3 separate regions of the Homo sapiens genome follow, and regions 1 and 2 are each linked to region 3. The links are chromatin loops, found by intact Hi-C in ENCODE. Cell type or tissue: mammary epithelial cell. All regions are shown on one strand.

Evidence for each region. Hi-C counts contacts between places; a loop is a spot of excess contacts. Peaks named below come from ENCODE experiments on the same cell type or tissue, not always from the same donor. Only the 100,000 strongest peaks of a DNase experiment are listed, where the experiment ranks them.
Region 1: a loop joins it to region 3, with 4 times the contacts of the local background. A loop is called at or near these places in 3 of 110 quality-filtered maps.
Region 2: a loop joins it to region 3, with 5 times the contacts of the local background. A loop is called at or near these places in 3 of 110 quality-filtered maps.

The regions. Positions count from the first base shown.
Region 1 is chr9:109,815,634-109,820,633 of GRCh38, reverse strand. All of the region lies in intron 1 of PALM2AKAP2 (PALM2 and AKAP2 fusion), which reads right to left. Among named protein-coding and RNA genes, the nearest start is that of PALM2AKAP2, 38 kb to the right of the region's middle. RefSeq lists an enhancer at 3,237-4,436. In mammary epithelial cell, a CTCF peak has its summit at 2,569 (motif pointing right); DNase peaks (open chromatin) are centred at 2,593, 3,293 and 3,973; H3K27ac peaks cover 2,378 bases.
Region 2 is chr9:109,399,329-109,404,328 of GRCh38, reverse strand. The region is part of intron 19 of PTPN3 (protein tyrosine phosphatase non-receptor type 3); the gene reads left to right. Among named protein-coding and RNA genes, the nearest start is that of EPB41L4B, 81 kb to the right of the region's middle. In mammary epithelial cell, a CTCF peak has its summit at 2,685 (motif pointing right); a DNase peak (open chromatin) is centred at 2,698.
Region 3 is chr9:109,517,937-109,522,936 of GRCh38, reverse strand. It overlaps a transcript of PTPN3 not described here. Among named protein-coding and RNA genes, the nearest start is that of MIR3927, 8.9 kb to the right of the region's middle. In mammary epithelial cell, a CTCF peak has its summit at 2,259 (motif pointing right); DNase peaks (open chromatin) are centred at 1,946 and 2,246; H3K27ac peaks cover 315 bases.

The sequences.
Region 1 (5,000 bases), 300 kb before region 3:
TAACATCACCAGCCCCTGTGGCAAGTCACTGTGAGTGACTGGAGCTGGTGGCATCTTGAATAAGAAATGTTTGGGTCATCTCCTTTTAAGGTTCCAAGAAACTCTGAGATCTGTTGGCCCTGAACAATTTTATCTCCTTTGCCCAAGGGCCTTAAGCTAACAGTTGGCAGGAATGGGGCTGAGACTGAACCCTAGAACATTGCAATAAACTAACACAATGGACTGAGGTGACGGCATCTCACCACTGGAGCATCCCAGACAGACATACATGAGGGGACACACTGGGTGGATTTCCTCTCCAATTCTCTTTTGAGAATGTCTTCAGAGTAAATGTGCAACGAGACTGAGGATTCAGGTTACCACTGAAACTTCAATCACATTGGCATGTTTGCCTCCAGATGGCATAAATTAACTTTCAAAAATTAGATTTCAAAGAGTTCTAAGTCTGACTAACTTAATTTTTTAATTATATAAGTAATATATGAATCCAATTTTGATATTCAAATTCTAATAATACAGAAAAGACCATTGTTCCTTTTCCTCACCTCCTTTACATAAGGTATGTGTAAGTCTATTTTCTTCATGTCAGTACATACTGATCTATTTTACTACTTGTAACTGCTGCATCATATTCCATACTCCGAACATATCATATTTAACCATTTTCCTGTTTTCCTATTGAATTGTTCCCAATTTTTCATGATTATAAACACCTTCTGGTCCTTGTTTCTTTGTGCTCATGCTCTCACTTCAATTTTAACATTTTAAAAAGCTTATTTTATGATGAGTGGTGATCTCACAATGCCAAACAGATCATGACAGTTTATTTCAACTCAGGGTGGCTGATCTTTGTATATGCAGTGCTATGGAGAAAGGAAAAAGAGCTTAATACATATAATACACACACACACACACACACACACACACATACACACACACACATAATTAGGCCTTTATTTACGTGTGTGTGTGTTCAAACCCTTGGCAGAGCTCAATGATGTATGCAGAAGGAGCAGCCACTGAAATGTGTGTTGTCTTGCATCCTGTGCTTCTGGGGGGCCACTCTGTCCATGATAAGGTAAAAGAAAATGATAAGGTAAAAGACATAAATGGACATATAAGATCATATTGGCCACGTCAAAATCTCATTCCCTAACCTGAGAACCTAGAAAAGAGTTATTGCTCTTCCCAGGTCTCCCTGCCACATAAGCAGCTAATGAGGCATTATAGAAACTTGGCAAGTCCTTCCGGAATCAATTTGGGTCTTTCAACTTTGTTGCTCGCCCCCTATCTTCATTTCTCATCTGGATTACACGAATGTAAAAGCCTTTGTGAAATTTCCTTTAAGATGAATTTTTAAATGTATTCTATGTCTTGAATAAATTTAGTTATGATTGAATAACTCAGAATTAAACTATGTTGGATAGAATATTACAACCCAATGTCAATTTGCCATCACCTATATTGCTCTAAAATAATTTTTCTTATAAGATGCTCTGCAGGAGTTTTCACCTGTGGGGGAAGGAGTCAAATATTTCAGCATTACTAATTCATCTGTTCGCCTCTCACTTCTAAAGCAAAATGTATTTTTTCTCAAATTGGGACTCTGCAAAGGATTTTTTTCCAATGGAAAGATGCCTTCGTGTCATTCTTAGTTTCTCCTTTTGACTGGTTACAAAAATGAACTTGTAACCTACATGGTCATTTCTATGGCAACTGGATGTTCCAAGTGAAATACTGAATTTGGAGTTCTCTGAAGAACTAGAAAGAAGAGAGTCTGTGCCACAGACAACATAAAAGCTCAAGTTTTAATGATATTACCAGGCCTGTCAATGTAGGTGTTCACTGGTACCTAAGTCTTATTTCGAAAGTACAGTGAAATAAAGTGTCAAAACCATGCCAGGCACGCCCGTAGTCCCAACTACTCAAGAGAAACCCTTAATCCCAGGAGTTTGAGTTCAGCCTGGGCAACACAGTGAGACTCCATCTCTAAAAATAAAAAGTATACATGGCTTAGCATTTTTGAGGTTTTTCCTTAAAAAGCAAATTTAGCAGGTAGTATGTTTAATGAAAAGTTTTTATGTTTTTTACCTTCTTATCAATACAGATACAGAAGCATCATAAAACCAATGTTTAGCTAAATGAATTTTTATAAGGCAAACACCTTTGTAATCACCACCCAGTTAAAAATAAATAGAAATTGCTAGCCACTTCCAGAAGCCTCTCCATGTGCCCCACGCCAATTTTAATCCCTCTTCTTCCACTCAAAAATAACCACAGCTTCAGTTTCCATGTTATTGATACCCATAGCTCCTATGTTTATAAGATGCTATGATTCAGTCATTTTTTTCACCATTAAAAGATTATTTGTATTCAAGGGCTGACTTGTCAAAAAAAAAGAGATTGTGTAGCAAGTACATTTTTCGAAAGGCTTATTTATACCTTTTCTGTTTCGCTGCTACCCAGATATAATAAATACATTCATTAGCGTACACTATTTTTAAATACCTTGCCTCATTCCAAAAATATGTGCGGGGTTGAACACATGCTAAGAAATTCCCTCCACTAGGAGGCGCTACATCCCTTATGTCCTCAGACAGCTGGGAAGACTGCGCTTAATGTAACTCAGTTATCAGCGCATTTCTATGAATGAAGTCACAGAGGAACATGTGGGAGATCCACTTAACGACTTCTTTACCTTGCTGCATATCACAAAAAGGCTCACTGGTTGCCAGAAGTCCTGGTGAGTGGCAGGTTCCAAGAGTGAACTGATATTTCAACAACTACTTTTCCACTAACAACCTAAATCCATGAAATTGAGGGAGGGGGCCAGGAACATTTGGAACAAAGGGGCCCTGTTTCCAAGCGTAAATAAAATACAGCTGGTTTACAGCTGTGCTACCTTCCTCGCTGCAAGTCAAGTCATAAAACAGAATGAAACTTTCAGTAGTCACCGCTGTGAGGTTAGGGAATTCTGAGCATCCCTCTGGGCTCTAAGGTGACCAACTATTTGCTTTCTGAATTTCGTTTTTCAACCCATAGACACTGTATGGCTCATCAGAGAGGCAGATTTCCACTGCAAATTTACACAAGCCTAGACTGTCTATTTTTACACAATTGTTTGTTGTTTGCTTTTGTTTTTCAGATCAAAAAAATCTGAGGAATAGAGCTATGAAGACATCTGAACTCTAATTATAGGGGTTTGAATTTTTTAGATTAGACGTGCTACCCTTGTGACTCACAGTGATGTGCATTTCCCTGGTCTGATCATTAGCATACCAGGCAGGCTCAGATGCCCAGCATGTATCACAGATAGTAGGACATCATGCATATGCATGGGAAACTCCTAGCTCAAAATTGGCCTCTGATCAGACCAAAAGGCCAGTAACTGTGTCCAAGTAGCAACTCAACATCCACAAAGTGCCAACTGGAATGTTTTCCCATTTTAAGTGGGCACGGCAATCTAGACATTAACCAATAGACTTATAAGAATAGCTTGTATTGATTAAAGAAGCTTTATAATACATATTTTATTCCTATCATTTTATGTGCCTAAGATTTATTCCTTAAAATACTGATTCACTGATTTAGAAAACTCGGTAGGGGTAAATAAATCTGGTTGAATAAAGTTGAAAATAGACTACATCCTATAGTTTTTAAAAAAATATTAGAAGAGTATTTGTACCGCCTCCAGACAAACTGGTAGTTGTCCGTTGCATTTCAGACTCAATGAATATGGGCTCTTAAGCCAGATGGCATTAGGATCAGGAAGTGGGTTTGGCACTTTTCTTTCTCCTTCATGTCATTTCCAGACCATGACTCCTCTGCCCTCATGGAAAAAGTCTCATCTGTTCCCTTGTTCCCTCTCTCCTTAACTCTGTCCCCAGCTGATCTTCTGGTCACTTCCGTACATCCACTGATGACTTCATTCCTTGGCTCACAGGAGCTATATGAAATCCCACCATCATCCGGGGTGACTTCAGTGTTTGTGTTCATGACTCATTCAACCCTATTCCCACAGTTTCCTGAAAACCTCAACTCTGATGACCTTGATCTTCACTCTCCTCAACGATCTGCACTCAGGGCTGAAATCTGGCCTCATCACTAAATGTGGAACTGTTTAGGTGCAGCGGCCCAGACTCCAACCACAGCCTCGCCTCTTTCCCTGTCTCTCACTGGCTTGTCCTCACACCTCTGCTCTTGGGTCTTTTCAAATCTTCTAATCTCCAGCTTCCTCTATCTTATCCCAGTCCATCATAGCCCTCCTGTCTTCATTTTTATGTCTTTTCGCCTAAGATCATGTGAACAATCCATTCCAATCACTGCACTGTCTTCCTATATCCTCAACAATCTTGCCTCCTCGTCCTTTGGCTACATCCAGGTATCTGGCAAAAATCCCAAATGAGAGCTAAGCACAGTCTCATTTCCCAAGATCAAACACCTACATAAGGTGCCCTGGAGTGTAGGAGAACGACACTACAAATCTGTGGTCTCCAACCTTATCTGAGCTCTCAACACTGTCCAGGGATCTTTGTACATGTTCCTTGTCAACTCTCTAGCTTCAGTTAAAGATACTTTCTCCCCAGGACAAGCCCATACTTAGCATAAATAGAACATCAATATCTTTTTTGTTTGTACATAAAAAGGCTAATAACCAGTACCTTGAATTCCATCATGCCCTGACCTCTCAGGGACCCCATACCATCATTTATCCTCCACTCACCTGCATTTCACCTCTTTCACTATTTTCTCCTAACTCCTTCACCTAAGAATTTAGACTTCCTCTTCTTAAAACAATCCATGCAAATCCTATGCCCTCTCTAGCTAAGACTTACTTCTCTTCTTTCCTTCACAGCCACACCACTTAGGGAGACAAAGACTTCATTTAATCCCCAACTTCCTCTCAGCTGAACTCCACACTCCACAACCTCACTGAACCTGCTTTTCCATTCTTGTGAGGGCCACCAGTTACCTTCTAGTTGGTATGTTCAATGGACACT
Region 2 (5,000 bases), 120 kb after region 3:
GTGTGTTTCACAAACCAAAAGCAGTCAACTGAGTCTCTGAGGACTGACAGGGCGAGGCCTGTGCTTGTCGTGGATAACAGGGCACAGCAGGCAGCCCCCTTCTCAGGCTCGGAGCAGCAAGCAGGGATCAGGGTGGCCACCCTCGCTGAACTCTGTCTCACCCTCTTATTCTAGTAACATTTGGTAGTCATGGAGAAACATGCCAGAAACTGAGGAGGAGGGACTCTGAGTGTATTTAACTGCCAACACAAAAGCTCAAAACTCCCAGCAGTGGAAGGCAGTGGAGAGGTGGCTGTGGGTGAAGGAACCAGCTCTCTGACCACCCCCAGCCATGTGCTGGAATTTGGAGCAATTAGTGTTATCCCATGAGGGCATAGTGTCTCGCCCTCCCAAGTTGCCCAGAACCCTATAAACACAAGTAAGAAACCAAACTCAAACCCCCATCTTCCCCAGGGGAACCTGTGATTCATAGGATTCAGGCTGTTGACAAAGGTACACACAGACATTTTTTATAAAACAAAAGGGAACCAAAGGAAACTCAGCTTTTAAGCCAGTTTTACTGATCACTAACAGAATTAAAATAGAATGTGTTCATCTTCCAAATTTATTTTCTTATTTTTATTTTTTAAATATGTTGTTGTCGTTGTTTAAAATAGAGACAGGGTCTCACTGTGTTGCCCAGGCCAGTCATGAACTCCTGGTCCCACGCCGTCCTCCCGCCTCGGTCTTCCAAAACGCTGAAATTACAGGTGTGAGCCACCACACCCAGCCCATCTCCCAAATTTATTTAAAAGTAGAAGAAAACAGAGTAATTCCTGTAATAAAAGAAATAACACCAAAAAGCATAAAATAGGTCAACAAAAGAAAATAGATCATCATTAGAAATAACAACAGTCTGGGTTCATAAATTCAGGAAGAGAGTCACATGGGACTCAAGAACAGAAATCAACAATGCATTATTTATTAGAAAACCACATAAAGGAAAAAGAAGCAAAACTCGGACATTTGTGAAATGTGTGTGACTGCAGAGTAATTGAGGAAGGCATGAGTAATAGGAATGTTTAAAATGAAGGAATGCAAAGCAGAGAGCTTTGAGTGAAAGATTGATTTTATGATGCATGTGAAAACACATTAAAGCAATGTGCATTGAACAGCAGTAGAAAGCAAAAATCCACAAGCCAAAAAGTAAAGGTGACTGACTTCCCCGCCAAAACAATCAACAGGGAATTAATTAATTAATATATTTATTTATTTAGAGACAGGGCGTCTGTCACCCAGGTTGGAGTGCAGTGGTGCCATCTTGGCTCACTTCAGCCTCTACCTCTCAAGCTCAAGTGATCCTCCCACCTCAGCCTCCTGAGTAGCTGGGACTACAGGCATGCACCACCACTCCTGGCTAATTTGTTTTTTATTATTCTTTTGTAGAGATGCAGTTTTGCCATGTTGCCCAGGCTGGTCTCAAACTCCTGGGCTGAAGCAAGCCACCTGCCTCAGCCCCCCAAAGTGCTAGGATTACAGGCATGAGCCACTGCACCCAGCCATTTAAAATTTTTAATTAATCATCTTGACACAATATAAAACAAAAATTATGTACTTATGCAAATGAAGTCTGGATAAAAGGGTAGTAACTATAATTACTTGAATAGAACTAATAGATATATTACTGAGTATTCTACAAAGGGAAATAGCCCTTTTTTTCAGTGGCCTACAGGAGGCTGTTCACACTTTTGGTTAAAAAGAAGAAAATGTAGGCTGGGTGCAGTGGCTCACACCTATAATCCCAGCACTTAAGGAGGCTGAGGCGAGTGGATCACCTGAGGTCAGGAGTTCAAGACCAGCCTGGCCAACATGGTGAAACCCTGTCTCTATTAAAAATACAAAAATCAGCCAGGCGGGGTGGCAGGCACCTGTAATCCTAGCTACTTGGGAGGCTGAGGCAGGGGAATCACTTGAACCCAGGAGGCGGAGGTTGCGGTGAGACAAGATCAGCCTAGGTGACAGAGCAAGACTCCATCTCACAAAAAATAAAAATAAAAAAAAAAGGAAATGTAGAGGTTATCTTCTCTGGCCTTGCCTTTCAAAAAAGTTCACATTTTGAGCAGTAAAACTCATTCATATTTTCACACACTCCAAAATCGAAACAAGGAAGAACTTAAGAGCCAGTCACAGTGCATACCGGTTTTTTGGTATTAGAGAGGACAGGAAAGGCAGTGAGAAGTCGTTTGTTTGTTGATTTAGCGAGTGTGTCTTGGGTATTTCCCCTGGATCAGGAACCTGATGAGGGAAGGAGAGGGGAGTTTCTGGCCCCAAGGAGTTTACAGTCTAATTTTAGTGTATTTTAGGAGGTACATCATGTGTCCCAGAAACAGCTGAAGACCAAGACAGGGTAAGATGTTATTATACAGAATATATGTTCTGCAGCAACTGGAGGTGAGGGGACTCCAGGAGATCCCTGGAGTGAGATGTGTGGGATTAATAAAGGGGTGATTAGGATTAAGTGTGTGGGGGGAGCATATTCCAGGAAAATCTCAGCCCAAATGCAGACAAAGCTCATGGGGTATCACGTAGCATAAAGAGACAGGCCTACCTGGGTGGACAGCGCAGTGCAGATCCTGGGCAATGCCTCTAGGTGACCACCGTCCTTCAGCCCTGCGAGAACTGGTTCCAGTTTATCAGATAGTCCACAAGGAGGCGCTGTGGGCTCTCACTGAGGAAAAGCCAAAGGCTGGTGTTTTCGGTGTTCATGAAACCTCCTTCACGCAGGTGGCTCCAATTTGAGGTGTGTTTTACATATGGGAATCCCACAGGTGATTTCCCTTGAAAAGTGTTCAACTTTTTAAAAAGTTTTCAAAGACATTAGAGATAAATACCCACCCTGTCCCCTACCTGTGTTTCTCAGAGGGTGACCCTCCGACCACTTGTATGGAGATCACCTGGGGAGTTTATTAAATCAAGGCCCCGCCCACAGCTACTGGATTGGCAGCACCAGGATGGGACCTAGATACTGATACTTTTAACAAGATCAGCACCTGTTTTGATGCACACGCTGTTCCAGAGGAGAGGAGGTGAAGACCCAACCGGAACCACTGCTGTGCATCCGAGGCTTTGTCTTTGGAGGGTATGGTGGGATGATAGCATAAGAAAAGGAGAACGTATACATTTTAGGGTTGCGTTTTAGCATGTACACGTTTCCTTCATTTTTGTCTATACAGTTCCTCAAGTAGGATATTTAAGTAGGAAACCCTTCTTTTTAATAAAATCATTTGCAGAATTCCAAAATACAGAACAGATGAAAGCAGGTCTGCTCTGTGACCTGTGATGGAACCAGTAGGGTCCTCAAAGCCCAGCCTCTTCAGTCTTCCTTCACTGGCCCCCAGGGAGCCCTAGGCTAAACAGACCATCATGTGAAAACCACTGTTACAGGTGCGAGAATGGTGTTTTACAGAGCAGCCAGAGGAGAGGCATAGAAAAGGAAACCAGATAAAATGAGAAACTAGTAGGAAAGGAAAGCTTTCATGAGCACTTACTATGTGCCACAGGCTTTAAAGGATATCACCTTAGGTAATTCTCACAAGAGCCCTATATAGATGCTGTCATTATCCCAGTTGTAGGCATGAGGGAACACAGTCTTGGACAGGTTAAGTGACCTCTTCCAGGTCTCACAGTAAATGTCAAAGGCTGATTGGAACCCAGGCTGGCCAACTCAAGGGGTGGTTCTTAGCCACTCTGAAATAACCTTTGAAAACTACAAAATGCTGTTGATGTATGAGAGTTGTTATTAGAATAATAGAACATCTGAGCTAGAAAATATCTGAGAGGCTGTCTCCCTACACGGAGCCAGACAGATTTTAAATCCTGGCTCTACCCTCACTTCCTGTGTGGCCTTAGGCACGTCCCCTAACCTCTGTGGCCTCTGTTTGCCCATATATAAATTGGGTATCTTGTGAGTTCATTTAAGAGTTAGATGAGATAAATACTTAATGTGTTGTCTGGTATGTGGTCAAAGTGCCATAAAAAGTAATAGCTGTTATTATTTATAAATAAAGGGAGGCTCCAAGAGTCTGTAGAACATGCCCAATGTCTGCCTAAGAGGTGGTCACAGGCCGGACATGAGGGCTCATGCCTCTAATCCCAGTACTTTGGGAGGCCAAAACAGGGGGATCACTTGAGGCCAGGAGTTTGAGACCAACCTGGGCAACATAACAAGACCTCATCTCTACTAAACATAAAAAAATTAGCCAGCCATGGTGGCACACACCTGTGGTCCCAGCTACTCGGGAGATTGAGGTGAGAGGATCACTTGAGCCTGGGAAGTTGAGGCTGCAGTGAGCCGTGTTGGCTCCAATGCATTCCAGCCAGGATAACAGCTAAAAAAAAAAAAAAAAAAAGGTAACTGTGTTGTGCTGGGTTTGGAGCTCTGGGTCGTCTAGTCCTGGTGTTCCAGTTCTCTACCTTCTCCAGTGTGGTTGGCAGGTGGGCGTCCTGGCTGATGGGGGTGTACACTGGACAGGAGTAGGAAGAGGAAGGGGCTATTCCCCAGCAGGGCCCACTGCAGGTGTCCACACCACCCACTCCATGGCACGAAAGACCTGCCCTGGGGTAGCCTTAATTCCCTTCTGCGAGAGCTGGTTTCTATCAGTGCTTGCTTTGGAGCATTTTTTTTTTTTTCATAAAGGGAATTCCCTTTATGAAAAAAAAGTCCCTCCTGTGGCTTTCAGTAAACAATCACAAGTGTGTTCCAGAAAGCATTTGGTCCCAGCTGTCATAAAATCACACTTAATAATTAGCATTTCTAGAGCACTTTGGAACCTAGCAAGTGTGGTGCACATATGTTGTCTCTGTTAACTCTCACAACAGTACTGTGAAATCGATATGGCCAGCATGATGAGGATCACCCTTTTACAGATGGAGAAAACGAAAATCAGAGAGGCTGAGGGACTTGCCCAGTGGCACACAACTAGTCAGAGATAGAGCCACAATTAGAATATATGTTAAATATC
Region 3 (5,000 bases):
AGAACTGAAAACCCACAGATCATGTTCTTCATCACTATTGTACCCCAAGCAGGTGAAGTGGGACATATTAATTATATTATAATTAAAGTTGAATGGTCTTCATGAAGATACCATGTCATAATTTGCTCAACCATTCCCTTTTGATTTAGTATTTTCCACTTTTAACTTTAATAAACATCTCATGCATGTGGCTTTTCACTTGTGTTGAATTATCTCCTTAGGATGGTTTCCTATGAGTGGCATTCCTTGGTCTGAGGAGATAAATCACTTTATAGTTGTTATTACATGTTGTAGTGTTTTCCAAACAGGCTGCAGTTTACAATGCCACTAGCAGGTACGCGTATATTACTTTCACCACCACCTTGAGCAGTGTGGGTGGAATTCTTTGTATAAATAAATATACATTTATAAAAATATTTGTTTAGTGTAATAGCTGCAAGGTTGGATGCTACAATGTGCAGCATCAGGCGTGCTAGTCAGCTTTTGCCGTGCTTCCAGGAGGTCCTCTTTATTCGAGGCCTCTTTATTCACTGAGTCAGCTCACCTGAATCTTGGCCATCATCCTCCATCAGGCCAGGCCCTGGACTTCGAAACTGTCTGAACTTTGAGAGGTGAGGGGCCCACACTTTTGGCCTTTGGTCTATAGCCTGCACTTAATGCCACAAGACATTGGCTAGGATTTCTTTTCCACTTGACCAGATGGCTTTCCTGCAAGGAACTGTAATGATTTAGAAGCCTAGATAGCTGCCCTCCTGGTCTAGGGTAAGTCCTGAGAGTTTAACATATTCCCAGGTGCGGTTAATGCTGATGGTCTGCCGTCCACACTTTGAGTCACAAGAACCTAAGACACCTTTATTCCTTAGACAAATCAGACAGCAAATAAAGCCCAGAAAGTCCCCATTATAACTCGCTAATTCCAGCTCTGCCACTGACAGGCTCTAGCCTCTCTAAGCCTCGGTTTCCTCTCTAAGGAGAGGTACCCTCTCTAAGCCTCAGTTTCCTCATCTGTAAAATGAAGGGATAAGACTAGATGCTCCCTGAGTCCCTTCTATGATTTTCATTTCCATCTTGGAATTTGTTAGCCCATTCATATTAGTTCTAACATAATAGTCATTCTACAAATAAAAGGATGAACACAAGCACCCTTGAAAGCACTGGGAGTACCAGGATGAGCAAGCTAGACCTCGTCTTTGCTTTTGTGGAAATTCAAGTCTAGTGGGAAAGACAACTAAATCAGAGTTGGAATATAGTTTGATAAGTATTTTGGTAGAAAAACCTCAGGATGTGAGGAAGCAAATAGAAAACAGATCTCACTCAGACAAGTGGGAATCAGAGAAGGCTTCCCAAAGGGATCATTCCTAAGCTGACACCCCAAGGATGAGAGGTGTGATGCAGGTGAAGTTGGGCAAAGGAAGTGGGACATGTTGCAGGCAGAGGGAACCTTACTGAAACTGGGATGCAATAGTTCCAAACTCAAGGCCAGGCGTGGTGGCTCATGCCTGTAATCCTAGCACTTTGGGAGGCTGAGGCGGGCGGATCACCTAAGTTCGGGAGTTCGAAACCAGCCTGGGCAACATGGTGATACCTCATCTCTACAAAAAATACAAAACCTTAGCTGGGTGTGGGGGTGCGCACCTGTGGTCCCAGTTACTTGGGAGGCTGAGGTGGGAGGATTGCTTGAGCCTGGGAGGTGGAGGTTGCAGTGAGCCATGATTCCACCACTGCACTCCAGCCTGGGCGACAGAGGGAAACCCTGCCTTAAAAAAAGTTTTGAATTCAGAACATCCCCCTCTGGCTGCAACTCTTTACCCCAACCTTTCTCCAGATTGCCATCTCTTTTTTTGTTGATTCATTGTTCTCTACATTCCATACACTTGAGTGGAGGGTATACATGTCACACACTCTCCTACAGGGCAGAGAGAGACTATCAAGGTGAGTAATGCCAGGCCTCGTGCTTAAAAAGACATGTCAGCCGGCAATTCCCATACAATGTGATAACTCTAATAACAGGTGGTACTGGGTGTGGGTGTAGAGGGCGTGTGTGCAAGTGCACTCAGGAAAAAGCACTTAAGAAAATAATTGAAATTGTGTGGGCAGGATCAACAGGACTTTCGAGTCTTTGCTAGGATGGAAGAGGACTGGCTTTTGCTTAGTGACATTGTGGCCTTCTGTGGACGCACTTTGTGGCTCACCATCCCCTTACCTTAACGTACGTGAATTTAACAAACCAGGCCACGGACAGTGCTATAACTGAACAGTAGAGGGCGCAAAGAGACTGTGTGCTTGACACAAACTGTCCCACATACTTGCCAATCCAAAAGGAAACACTGTCAAGAAGGCTCTGAAAGAAAGATGAGGGAACAGTTGAAGCCCAGAGAAGGAAAGGATCACACAGCTGATCCCCAGCACAGCAAGCATGTTCCGCTAGGCGCCTGCAGTTTACTCTGTCATGCTGTCAATTTTCCAAACTCTCAATTCATATACTTCGGGATGCTCCTAGAAGCACTATTCTTTTTTCCTTTCCATTTCTTTCTTTCTTTATTTTTATTTGGGGAGGTAGGGGAGCCATGATGTAGAGGCACATTTCTGTTTATAAATCTCTTACAAATACAGTACAGTACAACACTGAGCTGTGTGCTGTCTTTCTTCCTAATCTGAAATTGGAGTCAAGTTCCCTGGGGAAAATGCAATGGCGCAGAGCATGGGCTCTAGATAAATCTAGGTAAGTTTTGCCTCTTCTTGGTATGATCTTGGAGGCATTTCTTTTTTTTTTTTTTTGAGACAGACTCTCGCTGTATCACCCAGGCTGGAGTGCAGTGGCGCCATCTCGGCTCACTGCAAGCTCCACCTCCTGGGTTCATGCCTTTCTCCTGCCTCAGCCTCCTGAGTAGCTGCGACTACAGGCACCCACCACCACGCCTGGCTAATTTTTTGTATTTTTAGTAGAGACAGGGTTTCACTGTGTTAGCCAGGATGGTCTCGATCTCCTGACCTCATGAACCTTACCAACTCGGCCTCCCAAAGTGCTGGGATTACAGGCGTGAGCCAGCGTGCCCTTGGATGCATTTCTTAATCATCTCAAGGCTCTGGATCTTAATCTGTCAAACTGGGCATTGTTCACACATATACCTCACAAGGCTGTCAGGGTTAAGTGCGTTGATGCAAATGTGCTCTTAACAGTTCCTGGCAAGGAGCACTTGCTCCATCAAAGTGTCCTCTTATTCTCAATCTCCTGGCTGAACAGCACTGGTCAGCCTCCCTGCACGGGTCAGCCTCCCTGCACCATGAGGAGTCCAGCCCTTGCAGTCAGCAAGTTTGTTTGGCTTCAAGTCCCAACGCTACCATGTCATTTACAGGCTATGTGACCTTGAGGAAGTTCCTTCTCTGCCCTGGGCCACAGTTTCCTCATTCTTCAAACAAGGCTGATAAGGTCACTGGTATTACTACTGATGCTCCTCGACCTATGATGCAGTTACATCCCAGCGAACCCATCATAAGTTGAAAACGTACTAAGTCAAAAATACATTTAATACACCTAACCTACTGAACATCATAGCTTAGCCCTGTCTCCCTTAAACATGCTTGAAACACTTACATTAGCCTACGGTTGGGCAAAATCATCTAACACAAAGCTTGTTTTATAATGAAGTATTGGTATCTCTTATTGATGTTCAGCTGAATGTGTATTGCTTTCACACCACTGTAAAGTCGAAAGTTGTAACGTGAACCCTCTGCACTACTTCTTCTGTTGCAGGAAGAATTCCTTTTGACTCAGTTCATAACACATTTTCTGATGCCCTGATATGCCTTAGGCCCAGTGCTGGGTTCTGGAGAGAAAGAGACAGATGTTTGAGGAATCTAGAGGTCAAGTGGACTAGGCAGGCTGGTGGTCATGTTACCGGAGACTATGATGAATACAAGAGAAGGAGAAGTTAGGGGGCTCCAGGAAGTCTTCCTGGAGGAAGTAAAATGTTCAGTTGGCTTTTGAAGGATGAATAGGAGTTTGCCAGACTCCTTTAAAGTATGCTTTTTCTTATTCTCAGTCTTCTGGATGAACAGCACTGGTCAGCCTCCCTGCACTGACCTTATCAGCCCTGTTTGAGGAATGAGGAAACTGTGGCCCAGGGCAGAGAAGGAACTTGCTCAAGATCATGTCCTTCTTTAAAGTCAATGGAGATGGTTTGTGGAATTATGAGCCCTGAATGGGAGGTTTGTGACACATACCAGCCAGAGCTTTACTTCAGTTGTAACCTCAGGGCCCTCAAGCCCATTACTCCAACAAGTGTTCCTCTTTTCTCCCAAACACCCCTCTGGATGGAGGCAGGGGAGTCTTGGCAGGCTGGTGAATTAAACCTGCTTTAGAAGGAAGGAAGCCTTAATTACGGTGATTGGGAGATGGCAGGAGGCACCCAGACCACACAGATCACCTAGAGGCTGGGTCACCCTGATCAGCACCTGTCCAATGGGAGCATCCTATGGCCAAAGGTTCTCTGCATCTCTCTGCCTCCAATTGGACTAGGCATGACAATCTCAGCCTCTACTCCACCTCCAGTGCAGCCACACCAGGGGCCCTCTAGCATCCCATGAAGCTGTGAACTCTGCAGGAGGTGGGTGCCATGTCTGAGTTCTTTTCTGTAACCTCAGCTCCTGGCATAGAGCCTGGCTGAGAGGACCTCACTCAGTAAATGTTTGCTGAATTGAATTGAACTGAGCCCAGAATTCTTGACTCTTTCCAGTCAATGTTTTTGTTTTCCTGTCTTGGCAGGAGCAGAGGGAACAAAGAGGTAACTGGAGAGTATGTAATGAAGGGATTACTTAGAGAGACCTGAGCAGGGTTAAAGGAAACCATAGTGAAGCACCCAGAGACCAGCCACTGCAGGAAGCCGTAACCACCCCTAGGCCTGCAGGGGAAAAGAAAGGGAGCTGGTGAAGGATTTGGCAAGAGCTGCAGCCAGGAGAGAGGACCTGCTTGACAGGCATCATGGATGCAGTCATTGCCA